Regions from separate parts of the Homo sapiens genome. Here regions 1 and 2 are each linked to region 3. Evidence: chromatin loops called from intact Hi-C (ENCODE). Cell type or tissue: MCF 10A. All regions are shown on one strand.

Evidence for each region. Peaks named below come from ENCODE experiments on the same cell type or tissue, not always from the same donor. Only the 100,000 strongest peaks of a DNase experiment are listed, where the experiment ranks them.
Region 1: it touches region 3 in a loop (17-fold over the local background); 104 of 110 quality-filtered maps call a loop at or near these places.
Region 2: it touches region 3 in a loop (11-fold over the local background); 11 of 110 quality-filtered maps call a loop at or near these places.

Annotation. Positions count from the first base shown.
Region 1 is chr16:77,673,928-77,678,927 of GRCh38, forward strand. No RefSeq gene overlaps it. Among named protein-coding and RNA genes, the nearest start is that of NUDT7, 46 kb to the right of the region's middle. In MCF 10A, a CTCF peak has its summit at 1,979 (motif pointing right); a DNase peak (open chromatin) is centred at 2,014.
Region 2 is chr16:77,597,892-77,602,891 of GRCh38, forward strand. It overlaps LINC02131 (long intergenic non-protein coding RNA 2131), which reads left to right. Exons shown (of 3, transcript NR_184319.1): 2 at 1,194-1,352. Among named protein-coding and RNA genes, the nearest start is that of LINC02131, 9.5 kb to the left of the region's middle. In MCF 10A, a CTCF peak has its summit at 2,120 (motif pointing right); a DNase peak (open chromatin) is centred at 2,110.
Region 3 is chr16:77,969,445-77,974,444 of GRCh38, forward strand. It overlaps VAT1L (vesicle amine transport 1 like), which reads left to right. Exons shown (of 9, transcript NM_020927.3): 8 at 2,406-2,489. It overlaps LOC105371351 (a long non-coding RNA gene), which reads right to left and starts at 2,276. Exons shown (of 3, transcript XR_007065123.1): 1 at 1,785-2,276. RefSeq lists an enhancer at 1-472. In MCF 10A, a CTCF peak has its summit at 2,308 (motif pointing left); a DNase peak (open chromatin) is centred at 2,287.

The DNA of each region.
Region 1 (5,000 bases), 300 kb before region 3:
AACTTAAAACCTAAAATGTGGTTTCTCTATATAAAAGGAGTTTGAGGCCGGGCGTGGTGGCTCACGCCTGTAATCCCAGCACTTTGGGAGGCCGAGGCGGGTGGATCATGAGGTCAGGAGATCGAGACCATCCTGGCTAACACAGTGAAACCCCGTCTCTACTAGAAATACAAAAAATTAGCCGGGAGCGGTGGCGGGCTCCTGTAGTCCCAGCTACTTGAGAGGCTGAGGCAGGAGAATGGCGTGAACCCAGGAGGCGGAGCTTGCAGTGAGCCGAGATCGCGCCACTGCACTCCAGCCTGGGCGACAGAGCCAGACGCTGTCTCAAAAAAAAAAAAAAAAGAGTTTGAGGCCGGGCGCGGTGGCTCACACCTGTAATCCCAGCACTTTGGGAGGCCGAGGCAGGCGGATCATGAGGTCAGGAACTCAAGACCGGCCTGACCAACATGGTGAAACCCTGTTACTACTAAAAATACAAATATTAGCCAGGTGTGGTGCCTGTAATCTCAGCTACTCAGGAGGCTAAAGCAGGAGAATCGCTTGAACCCGGGAGGTGGAAGTTGCAGTGAGCTGAGTTTGCACCACTGCACTCCAGCCTGGGCAACAGGGCGAGACTTGGTCTCAAAAAAAAAAAAAAAAAAAAGGTAGTTTGAATTAATGAGATTTAACAAACATTATGCCTAATAGGTAATATAACAAGGGCAATGAAATCACCAATTGTATCTGAAAAAACAACCATAGCTATTTCTTTCTCCTTCCTGTATCTTCCTCCCGCTTCTTTTACTGATAATATTTACGGATCATTTTCCACGTATAAGCCTTGGAGCCAAGTAAATTAAATAAATTAACTCGTTTATTTTTCAGAACAAAACTATGAAATAGATACTACTTGTATCTCCACGCAGAAACATACAGAAACAGAAGCTTAGCGTCAATAAATGGCTTGCCCAAATTCTCATTGCCAGTAAATGCAAAACTCTAACCCTAGTTAATAAAAGCACACATTTTGTATTAGTAAATAATCAAATTAAGCCTTGTTACTCACATGGTTGCCCCTTTAAGGAGTTGGTAGCCTCAATGCTCAGAAAGTTAAGCTCAAATATGTACTTTTAGTTCCATGGATTCCTTGTGTTGTGGTCACAGTCGAAGACTAAACAATTGCAACACGATGACCCACACTGCAGATATTTATCCAAAAACACAAAGGAACTTTTCACCTATCAGCTATCAACACGACTTTAGAGACAGTCAACAGGATTTTCAGTTGGTCAGGCAAGAACTAATCATTGAGGATCTCGTGTGTACATGACACTGTTACTAAATTCTGGGGCTACAGCAGCAAAATAAGGTGAATATGATCCCTGCCCTTATGCAGTCTGTAGCCTTGTAAGAAAGTCTAAGGAATTCAATAAGCAAGATAAACGCTGTGATGGAGAATTACAGGCTTCGTTGTGAAGCTGTCACCCTCTTGACATAATAATGGTTATACTCATAGCTACATTCAGTCCCGGTTTAACTTGATCATCTTTTATAAAACTGACTATGCTTGGCAAATTTTTTTGTCCACAGGGTAGATTCATTGCATGCACTCTTCTGGGACTTGATAAACCAATTTCTAAATGTTCACAGACTTACAAAGTAGAATAGACCAGGACTCCTGCAAAACACCTCTTAGTAATACGGAAAGAGTTTGAGACTTAGTAAAAGAATGACAATTACACGGGTGGCTAAAGGAGTGGCCGCTTCCAATATTCCTCTTGAAAGAAACATTATCACCCCCCACTGCTCGGCCCCCGCTCCTTTAATAAAAGACTACGCTTTCCATCCTGGTACCAGAATTCCAAGAAATCCCTCACACACACCCCAAGGAACCCCAGGATTGCCATTTCTCCTTGCAGGGAGAATCTTTCAGTTTGACATCTGGCTGGCTTTATTGACGGATTTCTCATGCACTTCCCTTTGCTGCAATATGCACACTATCCAGCAGAGGGCAGGATTATACAACACATTCTCCCCGTTAGACCTAAACGAGAGGATGGCACAGACCCACCAGCGTCAGAGGAGGTTAAAAAGCACAGGACACATTTTTGCCTGTGCGCTAAGAGATGACAGCATGAGAAATATTAAATACTTGGAGCTGGGACTCAATATGCCCGAGACCTGGAGTCAGTCTGGTAGTCACTTCAACTGTGGATTGCAATTTTCCCAAATGGATGGTGAAAGTTTTCTATTAGGTTGCAAAAGTAAGTGCAGTTTTCGCCATTAAAAGTAACGGCCCTCAAATCTGATTTCTCCTCTAAATTTCTATAATTCTACATTTTGGCGTATTTGATAAATAACCCTCAAATTTAATAAATGACCCTCAAATCTTATTTAATAAATGACCCTCAAATCTTATTTCTCCTCTAAATTTCTATAGTTCTACATTTTGGCTTATTCTGAAGTAACTCTCCTGAAGTTGTACTCTTTCTAGAATACAAATTGGACCACGTGTCTCCCTGGTTTAAAATCTGGGAGTAGGAATTTAGAATGTGAGATCATTCACACCTAAGGGATCCAAATCTCTCCTTCAAGTCAAGAGCAAAATCTTCCTCCCCAGTTTGGGAGTCAGAGGTTGTGTTGGTTATAGGAGTAATAATAATAATAATAGGACAATATTCGTTGATGTACCAGGCAAGTGCGAAGTGCTTTACGTGAATTAATGCATGAATTCCTCTCACTCACCCAATGAAGTCAATATTCTTACTATCCCTATTTTTAGATGAGGACAAAGAGATCCCTATTGTTAGATGAGGACAAAGACAAGAGATGAAGTGCATTGCCCAAGAGCATGCTGATAGGAAATGGTGCCACTGGGTCTAAACTCCAGAGAATGGGCTCACAGCTGCTCTTATATTGCCTTCAATGACTTTGGAGGTGGGAGAGGAGCTGACCAAAGACAACTACAGGACTTTGAACTAAGACATGTTAATTCATTCACTCATTCACATACTCTCTCAAAGACATACCAAGTGCCTACTATGTCCCAGGTACTTCATTAAGCACTGGAATCCAAAAATTTGTAATGTAGCATCCTGCCTAGTCACATGGGTTTCTGCCATAAAGTTCAGAAGCCTGGGAGTAAGAATAGGGAAGGAAAATTCACTACTGACACAATGTTAAGGTTTTGCTGGGTAGGCACAGTGAAAAGTAGAGTTCAGGGTATGAAAGGTGCTAGGGAGACAGTGGTTCAGGCAACCAACCATGAGGTCCAGCTAAAAACATGAGCACCCTCCTGATCTGCAGCCTGGCCAGTGTGTTATGAATCTGCCCCACTTCCCAGCTTTTTCCCAGCCAATCGTTCTATTTTGCTAACCGGGCTAAATGCCTCAGGCGAAGGACCAGAAATACTGGATTCCATCATAGCACAGATTATGCAACCTAGGGAAACCATTCACCATCTCTGAGCTTGCTTCTCTCATCTATAAAATGAGGCACCATTCAGCTCAATGAGTAGAAAAATATTTATAGAGGAACACAGTGTGACAGGCACGGTGCTTCATGCCAAGAACATAAGAAGATATTTCCTTCCTCAAATAGTTCACATCTGAACACATTCTAGATGTTTCTAAACTATAATTACAAAACAGTGCTTCTATCTCTGATAGAAGATTCTACAGGACACCACAACTACCGTTACTAATAGCCTATGTTTTGTGATACCTAATTTGGGCCAAGCTCTCCATATAAATTATTTTTATAATCCCTCACGATAACCCAGTGGGGCCGGGTGCGGTGGCTCACGCCTGTAATCCCAGCACTTTGGGAGGCTGAGGCGGGCAGATCACCCGAGGTTAGAGTTCAAGACAAGCCTGGCCAACATGGTGAAACCCCGTCACTATAAAAATACAAAAAACGTAGCCAGGCATGGCGGTGGGCGTCTGTAATCCCAGCTACTTGGGAGGCTGAGGCAAGAGAATCCCTTGAACCCGGGAGCCGGAGGTTGCAGTGAGCTGAGACGGTGCCATCGCACTCCAACCTGGACAACAAGAACGAAATTCTGTCTCAAAAACAAACAAACAGAAGCAAAACAAAACCCTCTGGAACAGACGTAATTTTTATGTTTTCTGACAGAAAATCTGAGGATTAAAAAATGTCAGGTACTCACTGTATTAGATTATTCTCACACTGCTAATAAAGACATACCCGAGACGGGGTAATTTATAAAGAAAGAGGCTTAATTGACTCACAGTTCAGCATGGCTGGGGAGGCCTCAGGAAGTCCACAATCATGGTGGAAGGGAATGCGAACACATCCTTCCTCACGTGGCAGCAGCAAGGAGAAGTGCAGAGTGAGAAGGTGGGAAGAACCACTTATAAAACCATCAGATCTTGTGAGAACTCACTCAATATCATGAGAACAGCATGGAGGTAAGTGCCCCTATGATTCAATTACCTCCCACTGGGTCTCTCTCACGACACGTGGGGATTATGGGAACTACAGTTCAAGATGAGATTTGGGTGGGGACACAGCCAAACCATATCATTCACCAAAAGTTGCAATGATAGTAGGAGATACCAGGCACAGTGGCTCATGCCTGTGATTCCAGCACTTTGGGAGGCCGAGGGGCAAGGATTGCCTGAACCCAGGAGTTCAAGGCCAGCCTGGGCAAGATAAAGAGACCCCATCTCTACTAAAAATACAAAAAATATTAGCAATGCACCTATAGTCCCAGCTACTTGGGAGGCTGAGGCGGGACGATCACCTGAGCCCAGGACATCAAGGCTGTGGTGAGCTGTGATTGTGCCACTGCCACTCCAGCCTGGGAGACAGGAGTGAGACCCTGTCCCAGGAAAAAAAAAAAAAAAAAAGCCTGGCACGGGGACTCACACCTGTAATCCCAATACTTTGGGAGGTGGAGGTGGGTGGATCACTTGAGGCCAGGAGTTCGAGACCACCCCTGGCCGACATGGTGAAACCCCATCTCTACTAAAAATACAAAAATTAGCTGGGCGTGGTGG
Region 2 (5,000 bases), 370 kb before region 3:
ATTAGCTGGGTATGGTAGCACATGCCTGTTGTCCTAGCTACTCGGGAGGCTGAGGTAGAAGGACTGATTTAGCCCTGGGAGGTTGAAGCTGCAGTGAGCCATGATCAGGCTGACAGAGCAAGACCCTGTCTCGAAAGCAGATGAAAATCAAACTGTCATCTCAGCCCTCCCATCTCCAACCTGACCCCCACCCCAAGCATTCACCGCTACTAAGGGAGTGCTGGTTGACAAAGACTCCATAAAACAGAGCTTGAAAATCGTTGACTTTTGATTCTTTTTATTTTAAAGATGAGGAAACTGGAACACCGTGAGGAAAAGTGAAGAGATTATCAGTGACAGAATCATGAGTTTCATCCCCTGATTTCTGGTCTGTTAGTCTTTAATTAGCAACAATGCTTCTTACAGTGCCCAGAAACCTGAGAGAGAAGAGAGGTTCAGGGAGGAAGGATGGTGGCCTGTGTACAGAGTACACGGGGGATGAGGGAGTCCTAGAGGTGCTCCCAGCCCAACACAGACAGACAGCTGCTCGATCCTCCATCCCTATTCCAGGAATACACCTATCAATCACTTTCTGCAGGTCGCAGGAGATAATTTATTTTCTATATACCACTTTATACTTTTTTTTTTTTGAGATGAATCTCATTCTGTTGCCCAGGTTGGAGTGCAGTGGCTTGATCTCATCTCACTGCAACATCTGCCTCCCAGGTTGAAGCGATTCTCCTGCCTCAGCCTCCTGAGTACCTGGGATTACAGGCACCTGTTACCACACCCAACACATTTTTGTATTTTTAGTAGAGATGGGGTTTCACCATGCTGACCAGGCTGGTCACAAACTCCTGGCCTCAAATGATAGGCCCACCTCGGCCTCCCAAAGTGCTGGGATTACAGGTGTAAGCCACTCCACCCAGCCCACTTTATACTTTTCAAAGTATTGTCACATCCAACATCTTTTTTTATCATCACAATAATCATGGGAAGGGGACAAGTTGGGCAGGTAATACTACAGTATTCACAATGTACACAACGCCTCAGAGACATTAACTAACTTGACCAACTCACTCCAGCACCAGGATTAGAACTCCAGTGGCTCCCCACGAATAAAACAAGGCAGCTATTTGGGTTACAGAATCAGCACAAATAGCAGAAGGTTTTGTGTCTCACCTAAATCAATAACTAAGGATTTCTGTTTCCAGGTAACATGAAGAAACACACTCGATTCTGCCTCTCCCATTGAATAGAGCAATAAAACATGGACACAACACACAAAGCAGCTATTTGAGGACTCTGAGAAGGAAATGGCAGCACACAGATTGGGGGAGAAGACCAGAATTTGAAATGCTGCTGAACCACAGGTGGGTTTTTCAATCTTCTTTCCTCTAGTATATCTTGGCCTGAACTTAAACACCAGACCTGGTAGTGGGCAACAGTGCAGAGACAGATGAGAAAACTGTAGGAGAAGCCATGAGGACCTGAGAAGGGAACTCCTACCTCCAAAAGAAACTATAGAAATCCCCATTTGGTTTTCTCTTTTTTCTATTTTTTAGCTGACACATAAAAAGCTGTACATTTCAGTGTAAACATCTTAATGAGTTTGGGGAAAGTAAACACCCATGAAACCATCACCACCATCAAGGCCATCAACATATTTATGACCTCCTCAAATTTTCTACTCTCCTTTGTTATTATTACTAAGATTGTTTTTTCATAAAAATCAATTTTGCGAGGGTGGCAGAAGAGCTCCAATAACAGGCACTCACAGAAGCCAAAACTCTATGGGAGAGAAATTTCTGTTTTCTGGACTTGTGATCCCAAGAGATTGAGGGAAAACCTCCATTTTTCTCTCTGTATCCCCACCACTGGCAACCAACCCACCAGAGTGGGATAATCGATTTCTAGTTTTGTAATCAGAAGGCCAAAAAGAGGAACTTCCAGGAAACAGAAAATATTAAAGGCATGAAATAAAGTAGAACTCAAGAAAACAAACCCATAAATGTGTTTATGAACATTTGGGCTCATTCTCTTACAGTGCATGTACAGATCTGATCCTACTCAGCCTACTACATAGATACATTGTTCAATGAACAAACTACCTTCCAGGATCCAGACTGGCCACTAGATGGAGCACATGCAGGGCAGATCCAAATAGCACTGAAAAGTGTTTGAAAACTGGACAAATGTTGGAATCATAACCCATAGAATGTCAGGTAGAACTTGGGGCCTGGCCTCAGACAGCCCAACTGACTGCTAAAAGAAAAATATCAACATCCTTCACAGGATTTTAGAAAGACCCAGAGTCTATTATCACTACATTTAAAATGTTCAGGATACAATCTAAAATTACTCCAACAAATGAAAAATCAAGAAAGGCTAAACTCAAATGGTAAGAGATAATCAATGGACATCAACACAAATATAATACAAATGTTGAAATTATCTGAGAAAGCCTTTAAAATATAGTATAAAAATACAGTTGGTTGAGCAAGCAACTCTAAATGCTTTTGAAACCAAAGGAAAGAGAGAAAGTCTCAGCAAAGACATAGAGGATATACAGAAGAATCAAGTCAGTATCTTAGAACTGAAAAGCACAACTGCGATTTAAAAAAAAAAAAAACCCTCACTGAATGGGCTTAATAGAATGAAGATAACAGAAGAAAGAGTCAGTGAACTTGAAGATAGAGCAAAAAAACTTACCCAATCTAAAAAGAAAGAAAAAGATTGAAAAACTTTAATAGAGCCTCATGGATCTACGTGATAATAAATGTTTTAACATTCATGTGACTGAAATCCCGGAAATAGAAAGAATACAGTACTGAAAAAATATTTGAAGATTACAAGTTGAAAACTTCCCAAATTTGGTGAAAGACATAAACCTACAGATTCAAGAAGCTGAGTAATTCCCAAACAGGACAAACCAAAATAAATCCACACCAAGACACATCTTACTCAGTTAAAAACTAAGGAAAAAGAATAAAGTCATTATCCATAGAGACACAGCAATTGAAATTACTGCAGATTTGTCACTAGAAACTGATAGTTACAGGAGGCAGCTCAATGCCTAGGCAGAAAGGGGCAGATCCCTGTTGAAACCCCACCTCCAAGGCAAAGACAATTTAAAGCCTGAAAGCCAAGCTACAGGTTAAATCCTCAGACCAGATTGAGAACTTGTCTTCCCATTTGGCATACTTTCCTCTGGTCGATCCCCACCCTTTACCTATTTTACGTTTTCCTACCCTTTCCTAATTGGTTTTCTACACTGTTGTGCCCACCTTTGAGTGGTGTCTTCATTTTAATCTTTTGCATACAAACCACTCAGCATGCACTCCCCATTCTGAGTCCATAAAAAGCCCTTGACCCAGCACTTTGGCAGGCCAAGGTGGGTGGATCACTTGAGGTCAGGAATTCAAGACCAGGTTGGCCAACATGGCAAAACCCCATCTCTACTAAAAATATAAAAATATTAGTCGGGCGTGATGGTACACACCTGTAGTCCCAGCTGCTCCAGAGGCTGAGGCAGGAGAATTGCTTAAACCTGGGAAGCAGAGGTTGCTGTGAGCCAAGATGGCACCACTGTACTCCAGCCTGGATGACAGAGCAAGGCCCTGTCGAAAAATAATAATAATAATAATAAGCCTCTGACCCAGAAACACAGAGAGGGAGGAATCACCTGACTGCAGGGGTGGGGAACAACCACCCCCCTCCCCCACAAACTCCTCTCTCTCATGAGAGCCATTTCATTGCTCAATAAAATCTTACATTCTCATCACCTTTTAATCATCAACATGACCTCATTCTTCTTGGACTCTGGACTAGAGCTTGGGACACACTGAGCTCAGGTACTCTGAAAGGCTGTAGCACTGGCCCTTTGGCCTCGCTGGTGGAGGGCAGCACCTCATATAACAGGGCAAGGGGCTGACCGAGCTGTTAACACACTGCTGTCCATCAGGCTGTGGACAGTGGAACTAAAAGAGCTAAAGAGCACACTAACGCTGCTGCTTTGGGGTCACCGGCACCTCTGCCTGGGCACCGCCATGTTCCCCTGGAGGTAACACATCTGATCTGGCCGTGGGCTGACAAGGAATTTGCTCCTGTGTTGGCACTCAGAGTGGCTGGATGAATCCTGTACTCATGAGCTCATGTGCTCCCTCCCGCAAGGGGCTGAGCGTGATGGGTCGAGTTGATGGGATGTCCCTGCTGTGAGCCCAACAAAGGGGCCGAGAAAAATCCTGTTTCAAAACTATGGGCCCAGAGGGTAGTTGCACACTATTCTTAAAGTGTTGAAATGAAAGAACTGTCAACACAAACTCTACATCCAGAAAAAATATCCTTCAGAAATAAAGTTGAAATAAGGACATGCTCAGATGAAGAAAAACTAAGAAAAATCGTTTACAACAGATCTGCCCTCACCAAATTGCTAAAGCAAGCTCCTCAAGAGGAAGGAAAATGATACCAGATAGAAATTTTAAACATCAGCAATAAAGAGCAAATGAAAGAGTAAATAGACCATTCTTCGCTTGAGAAAAAAGATGGAAAGCAAAAATTAAACACCGTTTACTGGGGTTTTCAATATACATAGATGTACTGGATGAAAAATTATAACCTAAAGGGAAGTAAAGAGATGCTTATAGGAGTGTTGATATTCCACTGGAAATGGTAAAATGTTGAATTTCAGTAGACAGTTAAAAAGCTAAATATGTAATTATAAACCTCAGGGCAACTACTTAAAAACCAGACAAAAATATATGGTTAAAACACAGTAGATTTTTTTAAAATGTTTAAATAACCCAAAAGTAAACAGCAGAGAAGGAAATAGAGGATGGAAACAAGACGGGCATGGCCCCTACTTCCAAGACAATTTAAAAAGCTGATCAATATTTACATTTTAGGATAAAACTCCTGAAGGAAAATATGAAGCAGAGCAAGCACTGTTGTAACTGCCTGGCAGAGTCTTCCTGTCTGCTGCACAAATAAAGACCACAGCATTGCAGTAAAGAGTTTAATTG
Region 3 (5,000 bases):
ACTGGCATTTGGACCGAGGGTATCTGCTCCTCATTGACTGTCGGCTGGGGTCTGCCTTCAGTTTCTTGCCATGTGGACCTCTCCATAGGGCAGCTCACAACATGGCAGTTTGAGTCATCAGAACAAGGAAGCATCAAGAGTTAGAGAAAGAGGGACTGCAAGATGGAAGTCACGGTCCTTTATTACCTAATTTTGGAAGTGATGTATCATCACTTTTGCTCTATTCTGTTGCTTAGAAGCAAGTCACTAGGTGTAGCCCATGTTCACGGGGAGGGGATGAGTACCAGGCAATGGGGATGACTGACAACCATTTTAGAAGGTGTCTGCTACAATATATGAAGATTCCCGGTGGGCAGTAGCTATAATGAACAAATGTGAAAACCTTTGAAAAGCAGAGCTCACTACAAAAATAAAAGGAATCTACTGAATTATGTATTAGGGTCAAGAAATTTTAACAATCATATGACACTATTAATCAGAGATCAGGGCCGGGCACAGTGGCTCATGCCTGTCATCTCAGCACTTAGGGGAGGCCAACGGGGGAGGATCACTTGAGGCCAACAGTTCATGAGCAGCCTGGGCAACATGGCAAAACCACATCTCTACTAAAAAAAAAAAAAAAAAAAAAAAAGGCAAAAAATTAGCTGAGCACGTGGTGACGCTTGCCAGTAATCCTAGCTACTTGGTAGGCTGACGTGGGAGCATTGCTTGAGACCAGGAGGTCAAACCTGCAGTGATCTGTGATTGTACTGCTTTACTCCAGCCAAGGCAACAGAGCAAGACCCTGTCCCCCCAAAAATGTGTTGATTCCGATCACTGCCAGGTTGTCCAAAGACTGCATTTAAAAGTGCATTTATATTAAATACTGATTTGATAATATGTTACCAGACTGACGCTAAAGTTAAAAGGCATCCATTTCTTCTACATGATGTTTTATCATATATCCATAGCCCTTTCTAGTTATTTTAGTATATGTGTGTTTTTATGGAGCTAGAGATTAAAACATTTTAAATATGCATGTCAGTTCTCATTTAGCAATATTACAACATTTAATTCTGCTATGTAGTCTTTGTAATTAGCTGTATATATCTTTATCTTCTTTAACAACCACATATCATTTCCTTTCAGTAGACACATGTGAGAGTCATTATTTACTTAATCATCCCCTTATCTCTGGGACATATAAGTTGCTTCAATGTTCTGCCATAAAAAGCAATACTGTAATTGAGTATCTTTTGTGTAATAAGTTTTTTTCCCCATAATTTAAATTATGTCTTTAGGATAAAGTTCCAGAAAAGCAATTAGAATACAAACATTTTAATAGCTGTGTCAAGTTGTTATCCAAATGTGTAGAAGTCTTCGGTTTTCATACAAGCAAATACTGCTCTATCAATCAGCCACAGGGTGAGTTCCTCAAAGGCAGGCACTGTATCTTACTTTTTAATTTTGTTTAACCATAGCATCTAGGCTAGACGCAACATTTAATGAATATTTTTGGACTGAATTAACACAAATTTTAAACATTTGAGACTTCAGGAAAAATATTTAGGCTAGATCTATTAAAACTTTTTTTTTTTTCTTAATCAAGAGATGTTGCATTTCCACGCAGATTTCATTGAGATGTGGAGCATGGGCCTGTACCAAGCACCAAGCTCCATGTTGCCCTTTCTGGATTTCATTTAACTCTCATGCCTCCCTCCCCATCCCCACCTCAACAGTTGGAATTCCACATGGCAACAGAATGAAATGCTCAAAAGGCAAATTGGATTCTGCCACAAACTTACCGTTTCAGAGGATCCCAGGAGACACCTGTTGGCCTGGCAAGCCCCCAACATTTGAAAAGAAACAGGAGGCCCTCTTTCCTGGGGAGAATATTATAGTGTTGAGGGGAAACTGCACTTAGATAGAGACAACATTTCCTCCCAATAACCAGAATCGTGAGAATTTTCCTGAGTTCAGTTCAGCCTTGAGTAATGGGTCAATTTAGCCCAACTACGAGTCACAGTTAAATAACATTGAAGTAAGCAGGGCACAAATGACCTTCAGAAAATATCTCTATTGGTCAAAATCTAATCTGACTAATGCACCCTGCCACCCTGCAGCACATAATTCTGAGAACTCCAGAGAACCTTCCCCCACCCTTTTAAGGAATGTTCATCTACTTATTTCAAGAGCTGTCACCCTCACTTTTCCGACCCAGAAGATGTTTGCACAAGATCAGTGTGTGTGAATGGCCCAACCAGAATGTAGTTGCACCCCAGCGTCCAACAGCAACCTCTTAGCCACTAAACTTGAGCCGCAGCGCCCTCTGGTGGTCACTTGACAGTTTGAGTTCTCCAGGCCCCCTTTTTAACTGGGGAACATCTCGCCTAACCAGCACCTCTGTTTCTCACCTTTTCGCGCAGGTGAAGGAGGCCATGCAGCGGATTCACGACCGAGGGAACATTGGCAAGTTAATTCTGGATGTAGAAAAGACCCCAACTCCACTGGTGAGTGAAAAGCAGAGGAGTCTGTTCAGTTCCACGCGAGAGAGCACCACGGGTCAATCAGATGCAGACACGGGTGGGGTAGAAGGAAGTACAGGTAGCCTGTGGGCTAGTGGAGGAGACCAGGGGTAATCAAATGATGTCATACATGAGGGATTCATGACAAACTGAGATGAATGCTGAAAAGGAAAGGCCAGTGCTTCAGTGAGAGCATATCAAAAGCAATCTGAAGGCATAGGCAGGAAAGCATAGCAACAACAGACCTGTCTATTACAGCTGCTAGCTCTTGGGAGAAATTCCTGGAAAATTTCAATAATTTCACATTCATGTTCCTAACAGAATGATGCCAGCTGCTTCCGAGATGCTCCCTGATGGTTCCACAGATTTTTTTTTTCTTTCTTTCAGAGAGAGAGTCTTAAACTCTGTCACCCAGGCTGGAGTGCAGTAGCACTATCTCAACTCACTGCAGCCCCCGCCTCCTGACTGAAGTGATCCTCCCACCTCAGCCTCTTGAGCAGCTGAGACTACAGGAGACCACCACCACACCCAGCTAATTATAATTATTATTGGCCAGGGGAGGTGGCTAACGCCTGTAATCCCAGCACTTGGGGAGGCTGAGGCGGGTGGATCATCTGAGGTCAGGAGTTTGAGACCAGCCTGGCCAAGATGGTGAAACCCCGTCTCTACTAAAAATACAAAAATTAGCCGGGTGTGGTGTCAGGTGCCTGTAATCCCAGCTACTGGGGAGGCTGAGGCAGGAGAATCGCTTGAACCTGGGAGGCAGAGATTGCAGTAAGCCGTGATTGCGTCATTGCACTCCAGCCTGGGGGACTAGAATGAGACTGTCTCAAAAATGATAATAATAATAATATAAAATAATAAAAATAATGTAAAATATAAATAAAAATATAATTTAAAATATTATTTATATTATTTTTAGAGACAGAATCTCACCATGTTGCCTAGGCTGGTCTTGAGCTCCTGAGCTCAAGCAATCTGCCTACCTCGGCCTCCCAGAGTGCTGGGATTATAGGCGTGAGCTACCACACCCAGCTGTGATTTTTTTTTTCTTTCACCAGAATAAAACCCTTATATCCCAGGGATACCACCAGGAGTATAGCATGTCAAACTCACATCCCACCTATTCTCCCTGGGGCCTCTCGAGGAGGAACTATGTAGTGGTGTGGTCAGTGCACAGACCATCCGACTGCATGGATTCAAAACCTTGAGCCCCTGTTTATGACCTGGGCAAGTTACATGACTACTCAGCTTTGATCCCCTATCGGTAAAGTGGAGATTGATAAGTTCCCAGTTAGAATAGTATTCATAAAGCATTGTCTGATATGTACTAAGTTCCAGGTCATCTTTTTTTGAGATGGAGTCTCACTTTATCACCCAGGCTGGAGTGCAATGGCACGATCTAGGCTCACTGCAACCTCCGCCTCCCGGGTTCAAGCGATTCTCCTGCCTCAGCCTCCTGAGTAGCTGGCATTACAGGGGCCCACCACCACACCTGGTTAATTTTTGTATTTTTAGTAGAGATGGGGTTTTACCATGTGGGTCAGGCTGGTCTTGAACTCCTGACCTCATGATACGCCCGCCTCAGCCTCCCAAAGTGTTGGGATTACAGGCGTGAGCCACCATGCCTGGCCCCCAGGTTATCTTTAACAGAAAAAATATTCGGGAAGTGTTTCTTGTTTCTTCATTTACATACACATTGATTCTTGAAGCTGCATCAGTTCTTTAAAAAAAAAAAAAAGAACTAAAATTTCTTGCATATTGTCATGTAAAGTGTTTTTTTGTTTGTTTGTTTGAGATGGGGTCTCGCTCTGTCGCCCAGGCTGGAGTGCAGTGGTGCGATCTTGGCTCACTGCAAGCTCCACCTCCCAGGTTAATGCCACTCTACCGCCTCAGCCTCCCAGGTGGCTGGGACTACAGGCACCTGCCACCATGCCTGGCTAATTTTTTTGTATTTTTAGTACAGACTGGGTTTCACCATGTTAGCCAGGATCTCCTGACCTTGTGATCCGCCCACCTCGGCCTCCCAAAATGCTGGGATTACAGGCATGAGCCACCGCACCCGGCCAGGAGTGTGTATTTTTAAAAGTATTTCCTTGACTTGTAACCATAATGTAATTTGGGTATGACAGTCATTTCATTCAATGAAGGACACCTTCAACATTGTAAAACACCCTCTTGTTAAGTGACTGATACAACATGGATATAACTTATTAAATACTTACTAAGTTCCAGGGCTGTTCAAAGCAGATGAGAGGGCAACGAGAGGGAGGGGAGGGAGTGACTTGGATCCTGAGTCTCCTGTACACCTCTTTGTAGTCTTTAAACATATGACCAAGTCTCTTTCAGTCCCATTTGGAGAAGGCAGACAGGCTCTAGGCCCATCCTGGAAGCTTATGGCTTTCAAGAAAATAGTTGGCACCAATTTCCCACCCTGGGATGCTCCTGTGTCCATCACACATGAGTTGCTCCCAAGTCCTCGGGCTGATAGGAAGG